Linked DNA regions of Homo sapiens: region 1 is linked to region 2. A link is a loop called in an ENCODE intact Hi-C map of the cell type or tissue named here. Cell type or tissue: heart left ventricle. All regions are shown on one strand. Region 1 overlaps RFC2 (replication factor C subunit 2). Region 2 overlaps CLIP2 (CAP-Gly domain containing linker protein 2).

Region 1 (5,000 bases), 140 kb before region 2:
ACCTGGGAGGCGAAGGTTGCAGTGAGCTGAGATAGTGCCACTGCACTCCAGCCTGGGCAACAGAGCAAGACTCCATCTCAAAAATAAATAAGTAAATAAATTCAGTAATAAAAATCAAACAACCCAATTAAAAAATGGGTAGATTTAGACCTGGAGCAGTAGCTCACACCTGTAATCCCAGCATTCTGGGAGGCTGAGGCAGGAGGATCACTTGCCCAGAGTTGGGCCTGGGCAACATAGCAACACCCAAACTCTACGAAAAAAAGAAAATAAAAATGACCCAAGTGTAGTGGCACATGCCTGCAGTCCCAGCTACTCGGGAGCCTGAGGTGGGAGGATTGCTTGAGCATGGAAGGTTGAGGCTGCAGTGAACTATGATCGCACCACTGCACTCCAGCCTGGGTGACAGAGCAAGACCCTGTCTCTCAAAAACATAAAAAAGGTAGGCCAGGCGCAGTGGCTCACACCTGTAATTCTAGCACTTTGGGAGGCCGAGGCGGGAGGATCACTTGAGCCCGGGAGTTCAAGACCAGCCTTGGCAACACGGGGACACCCCGTCTCCACCAAAAATATAAAAATTGGCCGGTCTTAACATGATCTCTAAACAAAAAATACAGTACAATTAAAATAAAAAATGTAAAAATTTTAAAAAATGGGTATATATGAACAGATGTTTCATCAAAGAAGATTCTGGATGGCAAACGAGCACATGATTAAATGTTCAGCATAGTAATTAGGGAAATGCAAATTAAAGGCACAATGAGATCTCATCACATGCCTATTAGGTTATTTTGTTGTTGTTGTTATTGGTTTTTTTTTTTTTTTTTTTTTTAAGATGGAGTCTCACTCTTGTCGCCCAAGCTGTAGTGCAGGGGTGTGATCTCAGCTCACTGCAACCTCCACCTCCTGGGTTCAAGCGATCCTCCTCCCTCAGCCGCCCGAGTAGCTGGGATTACAGGTGTAAGCCACTGCATCCGGTCATTACACACCTATTAGAATGGCTTAAAAACCAAACTGAGCACTCCATGTGGTGGCTAGGTTGAGGATCCTCCGGAATGCTGGTGGGAATGCACGTGCTGCAGCCACTTCGGAAAACCGTTTGGCAGTTCCTTATCGAGTAAAACATACACTTATCATTTTCCCAGGCAATTTCACCCCTGGGAACTTACTTGGGAAAAAGAAAAACTTAACATTTGCATTCACACTAATCCATATATGCAAATGTTTACACTGGCTTTATTCACAGTCACCACAATCTGTAAACCCAAATGTCCTCCAGCTGATGGACAGATAAGCAAACTGTGGTACACGCACAGGATGGATTACTTCTCAGTGATAACACGGACTGACTCATGGATAGAAGTACCAGCGTGGACACATCTGAAAGGCATTTCTGCTACAGTGAAAGAAAGAAGCCAAACTCACAAGGCTAAGTTCTACATGATCCCATTTATATGATATTCTGGAAAACTGTATCCCATGAAACAGAAACTACATCGGTAGTTTCCAAGTGGTAGTCGGGGAGGGGGCTGGCTTCAAAGGGACACATGAGTTGTTCTGGGATGACAGATTCTGCATCCTGATGGTGATAGTGTTTGCATGACTGAGTGCGTTTGTCCTGTACCTAACAGGCTGAATTTTACTCTATGTAAATTAAACCTCAATTAATCTAACCTTGAAAAATCAATCAATCAGTCAATACACAAGAGAGCCTTGAATGAAGAAAATCAGAACTGTGTGAAACAAACTTGGTCCTCAGGACAATCAGCCACGTTGATCTAGTTTGGACGTCTGTCCCCTTCCAATCTCATTTGGAATTTGGTCCCCAATGTGGGGATGTTTGGGTCATGAGGAAGATCCCACGTGAATGGCTTGGTGCCCACCCCAAGGTAGTGAGTGAGTTCTGGATCAATTAGGTCCCTGGAGAGCTGGCTGTTCAAATGAGCCTGGCACCTCCCTCCGTTCTCAACAGGTGGTCTCTGCATGCACAGGCTCCCACTTCCCCTTCCAACATGAGCAGAAGCAGCCTGAACCCCTCCCTAGAAGCAGATGCTGGCATCATGCTACATGTACAGCCTGCAGAACTGTGAGCCAAATCAACCTCTTTTCTTTCTACATTACCCAGTCTCTGGTATTCCTTTATAGTAACTCAAAGGAACTAAGACACAGCCTCCCTCCCACTGCAGTTGGGAAACACTGAGCACCTTCTAGATGCCAGGCCTGTGAGCAGAGAAAGCGAAGCCAGGGCCCACAGTCTTTTTTTTTTGTTTTGAGACAGTCTCGCTCTGCTGCCCAGGCTGGAGTGCAGTGGTGCGATCTTGGCTCACTGCAACCTCCACCTCCCAGGTTCAAGCGATCCTCCTCCCTCAGCCTCCCAAGTAGCTGGGATTATAGGCGCTTGCCACCACACCCAGCTAAGTTTTGTATTTTTAGTAGAGATGGGGCTTTGCCATGTTGGCCAGGCTGGTCTCAAACTCCTGACCTCAGGTGATCCGCCCACCTCGGCCTCCCAAAGTGCTGGGATTACAGGCATGAGCCACCACGCCCAGCCATGCCCAGCTAATTTTTGTATTTTTAGTAGACAGAGGCTTTCACTACGTTGGCCAGGCTGGTCTCGAACTCCTGACCTCAGGTGATCTGCCCACCTCGGCCTCCCAAAGTGCTGGGATTACAGGTGTGGCCCACAGCACCCGGCCACTATGGGCCACATTCTTGAGGACAGAGGCATTTCTACATTCTCACCGACCTTGATAAACTCCAGTTTCAGGTATTCTGCCATTTGGAAAGTTTTACACACTCGAAAGATGTTGCCAATGATATCTTCTGGTGAGTAGCCCAGATGCCACAAGTGAGCAAGAATCTAGACAAAGGAGACAGAAAAGGCTGCTTACCACTTTAAACTGTAAGAAGACATGTGATTTTGAGACTCACCACAGCTGGTGGGGCCCACCCTTCAGGTCACATGGGGGTACCTTAACTGATTTTCATGGCAGATAGAGAGATAACATTGCAAATGTATTGTTGTTTTGCTTAAATATTTTTTTTTCAGTAATATAAAGATAAGAGTCTTGCTATATTGCCCAGGCTGGTCCCAAGTTCCCGGCCTCAAGCAATCCTCCTGCCTCGACCTCCAAAAGTGCTGGGATTACAGGCATGAGCCACTGAGCCCAGCCTATCGCAAATGTGTTAAGCTGTGTTGCAAAATGGTCTACTACCACACCCATGTAATCTCTTGATCCGGAGCTCTTAAAATGCTTTATTAATCTGATGACTAGGTATAGCAAAGTGGAAAAAGCAGACCATTCATCTGCTAGCTTCATCCAGCTGCAGTCCCAATGCAACCTCTGCAGGACGAGCCTGGAGCACACCCTGACTGGGTAATCCCAGCCTCCTGCTTCCCACCCACCCTGCCCCACCCAGGCTGCAGCGTCTGGAGGCAGGCCTTTTTGCCTTTGTTTTGGCATCTTGGGGTGAATTCAGGAGGCAGAGAAGCTCTGTGCCCACAAATCTGAAGGCTTTCTTCAGGTCTACTCAGGGACCCTGGGCCTGGGTCTCTGCTCAGTCTCCCCGCCTTGCACTCCGGTTTCACATTGGGTGGAACTATGCCCTAAACCCAGTCAACTTCCAACCTAGTTTGTTAGGGGGTAGGCAGAGGGAAACCATGACTGGATCAATGACCTTGAACCACACCAACCACACCACACCCATGTGGCTTGAGGTCGCCTGAACCCCAGCCACATCTGCTGGAATCTGCTCACAGCACTCAGTCCCATTGTGAGGCTAGAATCTTCCTGCTCCCTCCTCTCCTGGCTAGCTGGGGGCTGCTGGATCCCAGAATGCCTGTGCCTATGAGAATGGATGGGGACACTTCCCCTTAACTGGAGAGAAGATGGCTTCCCTGGAGAAGGAGCTAGGCTGGTCTTTCCTCCTGACTTTGGCTGACAAATTTCTCCTGCAGAGGATATAATTACAGGAGAAAAACACCATTTTGAATTCTAGTTCTACTGCTTTTAAACCATGACTTAGGGCTGGGCATAGTGACATGTGCCTGTAGTCCCAGCTACTTGGGAGGCTGAGGTGGGAGGATCGCCTGAGCCTGAGAGGTAGAGGCTACAGTGAGCTGTGACCGCGCCAGTGCATTCCGGCCTGGGCAACAGAGTAAGACCCTGTTTCTACATAAATAAATAAATAAATAAATAAACAAACACAGTGATTTAGGACAAGGAATTCAGCCTCTGAATCAGTTTTCTCATCAGTAAAGTGCACCCAACTCCTAGCATAATTTTTTTTTTCCAGTTCCTAGACAGATTAACACATAGCATGATATTAATAATTTTTTTTTTTTCCTGAGACAGGGTCTCACCATCACCCAGGCTGGGGTACAGTGGCGCAATCACAGCTCACTGCAGCCTTGACCTCCAAGGCTCAACAAATCCTCCTGCCTCAGTCTCCCAAGTAAGATTTCAAGAATGAATGGAGTGATGTGTATAATGTCCCTGGTACCAGAAGGGCTCCCGCTCTCCTCTGCCCAAGAAGTGAGCGGTTCCTCTGCCAGGACGGGGGGAAGGAGGCCAACCTTGTAGGCTTCGTCAATGTTGGCATTCACACAGTGCTGGATCATCTCCTTTACCAGCAGTGGGTGGGGCTCGTCACAGACCTGGCCAAAGGGAAAGGAAAGGCGGTCAGGGGCTAGAAGGGACAATGTGAGCGGGGAGGCCCCAACAGACCGACTTCCAGGCAATCTATGGGTAAAACTTCTCAACCTGTTGTTTTCATCAAATTCTCCAGCAACCAGGATGAGTTTGGGGAATGCTCCTCTCACCATCAAAGAGAAGTGCTTCCGGCACCAGGAAGATAAATTTCCCAAACATAAGACAGATGAACAAGAGAGCAACCAAGGGCCTGTGAAGGATGCTCACTTGGGGACAGCTTTAAAGTCACAAGTCATCTGTCTTAGATCACTTGGGGGGTCAGTTGCCCAGAACCACTTGGAATTCACT
Region 2 (5,000 bases):
ATTAGCCGGGCGTGGTGGCGGGCGCCTGCAGTCCCAGCTACTCGGGAGGCTGAGGCAGGAGAATGGTGTGAACCAAGGAAGCAGAGGTTGCAGTGAGCCAAGATCGCGCCACTGCACTCCAGCCTGGGCAACAGAGCGAGACTCCGTCTCAAAAAAAAAAAAAAAACTAATTTAAAAATAAAAATGTAAATCAGATCCTGCCCCTTTCCTGCTCACACATCTAGCACTGAGACACTAGATATCATCTAGGCTCTGTAGAGTGGGCCAGAGAAGACCCCCAGGGCCCAACCCTCCCCCCCACCACCACCCCCCTGCCTTGTCCCAGCCCTGTCTCACACCCCTGCCCCTAAGTTATCATACACCAGGCTTTTCTCTTTCTGGAACACCACAAGCTGTGTCCTGCCTCTGAGCTTTTGTACACGCTAGTTCCCCGGCCTGAAACACTTGCGCCTCTTCCTCTTGTGCCTGCCTTGTACAAGGAGTCCTTCTTATCCTTCAGAACTCACTGTAAATTACATGTTTCCTCTATTTCACGTTCATTCCAGTTACTCTCTCCCCAGTGCTCTGTTCATAGTGCAAATCACAGTCTGGAATGATCTTCACTATTCTTTTATGGTTTGCATCTGCCTCCCCACCCCCCAGAATATAAACCCGTTGAGGGGCCAGGCGTGGTGGCTCACACATGTAATCCCAGCACTTTGGGAGGCTGAGGTGGGCAGATCACCTGAGGTCAGAGGTTCAAGACCAGCAAACATGGTGAAACCCCGTCTCTACTCAAAAATACAAAAGTTAGCTGGGCATGATGGTAGGCACCTGTAATCCCAGTTACTCGGGAGGCTGAGGCTGGAGAATTGCTTGAACCTGGGAGGTGGAGGTTGCAGTGAGCCGAGATCGCGCCACTGCGCTCCAGCCTGGGTGAAAGAGGGAAACTATGCCTCAAAAAAAAAAAAAAAAAAAAAAAGGTTGAGGGGAGGAGTCCTTTGGAGTGGGACCGAATGAAGTTGCCCTTGAAATTGCGAAGCTGGAGGCTTTTTCTTGCCTGTGCGGGCTACCAGTTCAGTGTGTAGGATCATGCACCATCTATGAGGGTTCCAGACAGGGCTGTTGTGCCCACCGACGGGGATAGGGGTGGCTGGGATGGAGCTTGTGATTTTCTGGAAGAGACATGCTGACTTCTTGTTGGCACTGGAACACACTGCCAGGAGGGAGGCGGGGGAGGGAGGGAGAGGAGAGAAAGAGAGAGGGAGGGACACAAAGAGGGGAGACAGGAAGGGAGAGAGGGGAAAAGAGAAGGAGAGAAGGAGGGAGGGAGGGAAACAGGGAGGGGAATGGAGAGAGAGAGGGAGGGAGAGAGGGAAAAAGAAAGGAGGGAGAGAGACGGGGGGGAGAAAGAAGAGAGAGAAAGTGGGAAGGAGAGGGGAGAGAGAAAGGGAAGGACAAAGAGGGAGAGGGAGGAGAAGGAGAGAGGAGGGGAGAGAGAGAACTTTTTTTGTTGTTCCTTAAGGAAAATTCAAGAAATAAAATAGGCCAAAGGACATAATCATCTCAATGTCTCTTAATGAATTGCAGGAGTATTTCTAATCAGGTGATGTCCGTTTACACCTTCACCAATAGACAAGCTTCCGGGGTTTTATTACAGGTTTCACACCTAGAGGCTGTTTTGCTAAGCCCCGCCCCTTCAGAACTGCCCTGCAGCTGCTTTAACCCCTTCTCTCCTGGAGTATAAAGAGGACCCTCTGGCTTCTCCCTAAGATGAACTTGGGTCTCCAAACTGCTCCCAATGTCCTCACCCTCCCAGCTTCCCTTCCAAGATCTGTTCTGTGAAATGCAAAAGCCAGTCTTGACACCCTGAGAATGCTGGCCTTTGTCAGCAGATGAAGCAGATATTGTCGAGCTGGGACAAAAGTGCCCTTGTGATTTGTGGAGACCAGGCGTCCTCTGTGGGGTCCGGTGGGGTGGGCAGCAATGGGGCCCGGGAGTGGGAGGCACAGCCCGGCCTCCACCAAGGAGGCTGGGGCCAAGAGGATCGTGAGGGGTCGGGTATATTTTGGAAACATCTTGCGTGTTATGGGTTCTTGCACTTTTAGCACAGGCCTTGGGGGGGGGGGGGAGTCGAGCGGGAATCCCGGGGTCCTTTATTTATTCCTCATCCTGTGGGTCTCCTGTGTGGAGGATGCTTTGCCTACAACCAGTGACAGCCTGCAGGGGAACGGGAACAGGATGGGCCCCTCCCCAGGAGCAGATCCTTGATGAGGACCTTCAAGGTCAAGGGCTGCTGGTTGGGGGTTGGGGGGGACAGAAAAGCGAGGTGCCCATTGCTACCCCAAGCAGGGGCCAGCGAGGGAGGATGGCTTGCAGGCCCCCACCCCCCACCGCCCTACACTGACCCAGCCGGGACACAGCAAGGGGTGGGCATGAGGCCCCACACCCCTCGCCTCCCCAGACTTCCTCTCTTTCGCTGAGCAATTCTGGCTCATGAATCTACTCTCCTCGCCTTGTTCACGGAAGATGACGCCTCCTCTCTCTCTCTCTCTCTTTCTCTCTCTCTCCGGCTTCTTCTTCCCTGTGCCCCCCTCCCTGCGTCCCCGCCCCCACCCCCCCACCGTGTCCACCCTGGGTGGACCAGACCCAGACGCAGCTGGAGCACGCGCGCATTGGGGAGCTGGAACAGAGCCTGCTACTGGAGAAGGCGCAGGCCGAGCGGCTGCTCCGAGAATTAGCGGACAACAGGGTAACCGCGCCACCGCACCCGCCTGGCCCGCCAGCCACCTTGCCCTTTGATGCCCCCTCTGGCTTCTCTGTTTCATTATTGACTCTCTTTCTTTAGCTGCTATCATCTTTTTTATTTTTATTTTTTATTTTTGCATCCCCTTGGAGGAGGGAAGTCAAGATTTAGAAATGTGCTTATGTGGCCGGGTGCGGTGGCTCACGCCTGTAATCCCAGCACTTTGGGAGGCTAAGGAGGGTGGATCGCCTGAGGTCAGGAGTTCGAGACCAGCCTGGCCAACATGGTGAAACCCCATCTCTACTAAAAATATAAAAATTAGCTGGGCGTGGTGGCTCATGCCTGTGATCCCAGCTACTTGGGAGGCTGAGGCAGGAGAATCGCTTGAACCTGGGAGGTGGAGGTTGCAGTGAGCTGAGATCGTGCCACTGCACTCCAGCCTGGGTGACAGAGTGAGACTCCGCCTCAAAAACAAAACAAAAAGAAATGTGCTTATGTTCCCTGGCTCAGTGTTGCTTATTGGGGTGGAGTTGGGGGTGGGGGTGGTCTTTGTTTTTTGGGACTTGGCTCCCCAGCTTATTGCCCCAGCAGCTGAGAACGTCCTGTGAGACCCCCCAGTCTCCCCGATGCATTGCCATGACAAAGTGTTGGAGTTCCTGGGAATGTCCTGTCTCTATGTAGGCAGACCTAGAAACCACTGATCCATGTCTCCTGTCTCCCCAGCTGAGGAGGCTGGGGAGAGGAAGGAGGTCAGGAACTGCAGATCTCTTCCCGGTTTCTCTGGCCCAGAGAGCCTGAAACATGGGTGCAGGAGGGGGCTGGGCTGAAGGACCTGGGGCTGAGGAAGGGGTGGGGCTTTTGAGGGAGTGGAGGTGTCCCCAGGGAATGGTGTTATAATGGGTCCTGGAGCCATGGAACAGCTCTGCTTGTGGGTGAGGCTTCCAGACTCCTAGGGCATGGTTCTGAGTCCCTGCTCCAGGCCCCACAGTCCCCTCCAGGCTTACCATGCACGCCTGGGACCCAGCACTCTGTGCAGGCACTCACATGCGAACAGCCAGCCGGCCCCCCAGCAGTCCCTCTGAGAGCAAGCAAAAACAGGCAGCAAGTGATGACTGGAAAAGCACCCCATAAACAGTATGTAGATGTAGAAGGAGCAGTGGTCAGTTTCTGCATGTTGGTCTCCGTGCACAAGTGGCTGTGTGCATGTGTGCAGGTGTCCAGAGACACACAGGGTCCATTTGCACACACTGGCCATTGCTCAGTGACCATGTGCTTGTACGGTACACACTCATGTGCATGAAGACTGAACGCACAAACTGACCCAGTCACGGCGGACCGGCCGGAGCCCTCCAAATGCATCTTGATCTAGGGTTCAACCTGATGAAAACACAAAAACAGGGCTGGGTGTGGTGGCTCACACCTGTAATCCCAGCACTTTGGGAGGCCAAGGTTGGTGAATCATCTGAGGTCATCTGAGGTCAGGAGTTCAAGACCAGACTGGCCAACATGGTGAAACCCTGTCTCTATTAAAAATACAAAAATTAACTGAGCGGGGTGGTGCACGCCTGTAGTCCCAGCTACTTGGGAGGCTGAGACAGGAGAATCATTTGAACCGGGGAGGTGGAGGTTGCAGTGAGCCGAGATGGTGCCACTACACTCCAGCCTGGGCAAGAGAGTGAGACTCCATCTCGAAAAAAACAAAAACCAAAAAACAAAACAATAAGTTTATTGAACTAAAGGATACCTTCAGAAACAAAATGTTTAAAGCTTGTAATAGATTTAAAGCTTGAAAATATATCATTTTCATATCTATGACCATCAACGTGATCAAGGTGGTTTTTTGGAGAATGGAGCCTCTAAGAGTTTTTTGTTGAAAGATGGGTCTGGGAGCACCCTCTTCTGCTTTAAGCATTAAACTGGACCCTTCTTGGCCACTGCCTCCAGCCAGCCCCTTGGGCTGGATATCCTTCCTAAGGCAGGATAATGCAAAATTCACTGTGGCCTCTGTTCTTTAAAAAGAATGTTAACAAAAAAAAAATTTCTTAATAAAAATACAAAGAACTTTAACTCAGTTGGGCATGGTGGCTCATGCCCATAGAGTCCCAGCTGCTTTTGAGGCTGAGGCAGGAAGATTGCTTGAGCCCAGGAATTTGAGGGTACAGTGAGCTATTATTGCACGGCTGCACTCCAGCCTGGGCAACATAGCTAGACCCCCGTCTCTTTTAAAAAAAAAAAAAATGCTGGGCGGTGGCTCATGCCTATAATCCCAACACTT

Evidence for each region. A loop is a pair of places that touch in the nucleus more often than their neighbours do. Peaks named below come from ENCODE experiments on the same cell type or tissue, not always from the same donor. Only the 100,000 strongest peaks of a DNase experiment are listed, where the experiment ranks them.
Region 1: a loop joins it to region 2, with 1.8 times the contacts of the local background. A loop is called at or near these places in 2 of 110 quality-filtered maps.

Annotation. Positions count from the first base shown.
Region 1 is chr7:74,232,786-74,237,785 of GRCh38, forward strand. RFC2 (replication factor C subunit 2) reads right to left here. Exons shown (of 11, transcript NM_181471.3): 9 at 4,577-4,657; 10 at 2,747-2,860. Among named protein-coding and RNA genes, the nearest start is that of RFC2, 19 kb to the right of the region's middle. In heart left ventricle, no CTCF peak of the experiment used is centred here; no DNase peak of the experiment used is centred here.
Region 2 is chr7:74,370,306-74,375,305 of GRCh38, forward strand. CLIP2 (CAP-Gly domain containing linker protein 2) reads left to right here. Exons shown (of 17, transcript NM_003388.5): 9 at 2,627-2,731. Among named protein-coding and RNA genes, the nearest start is that of GTF2IRD1, 81 kb to the right of the region's middle. RefSeq lists an enhancer at 1,848-2,846. In heart left ventricle, no CTCF peak of the experiment used is centred here; a DNase peak (open chromatin) is centred at 2,689; H3K4me3 peaks cover 718 bases.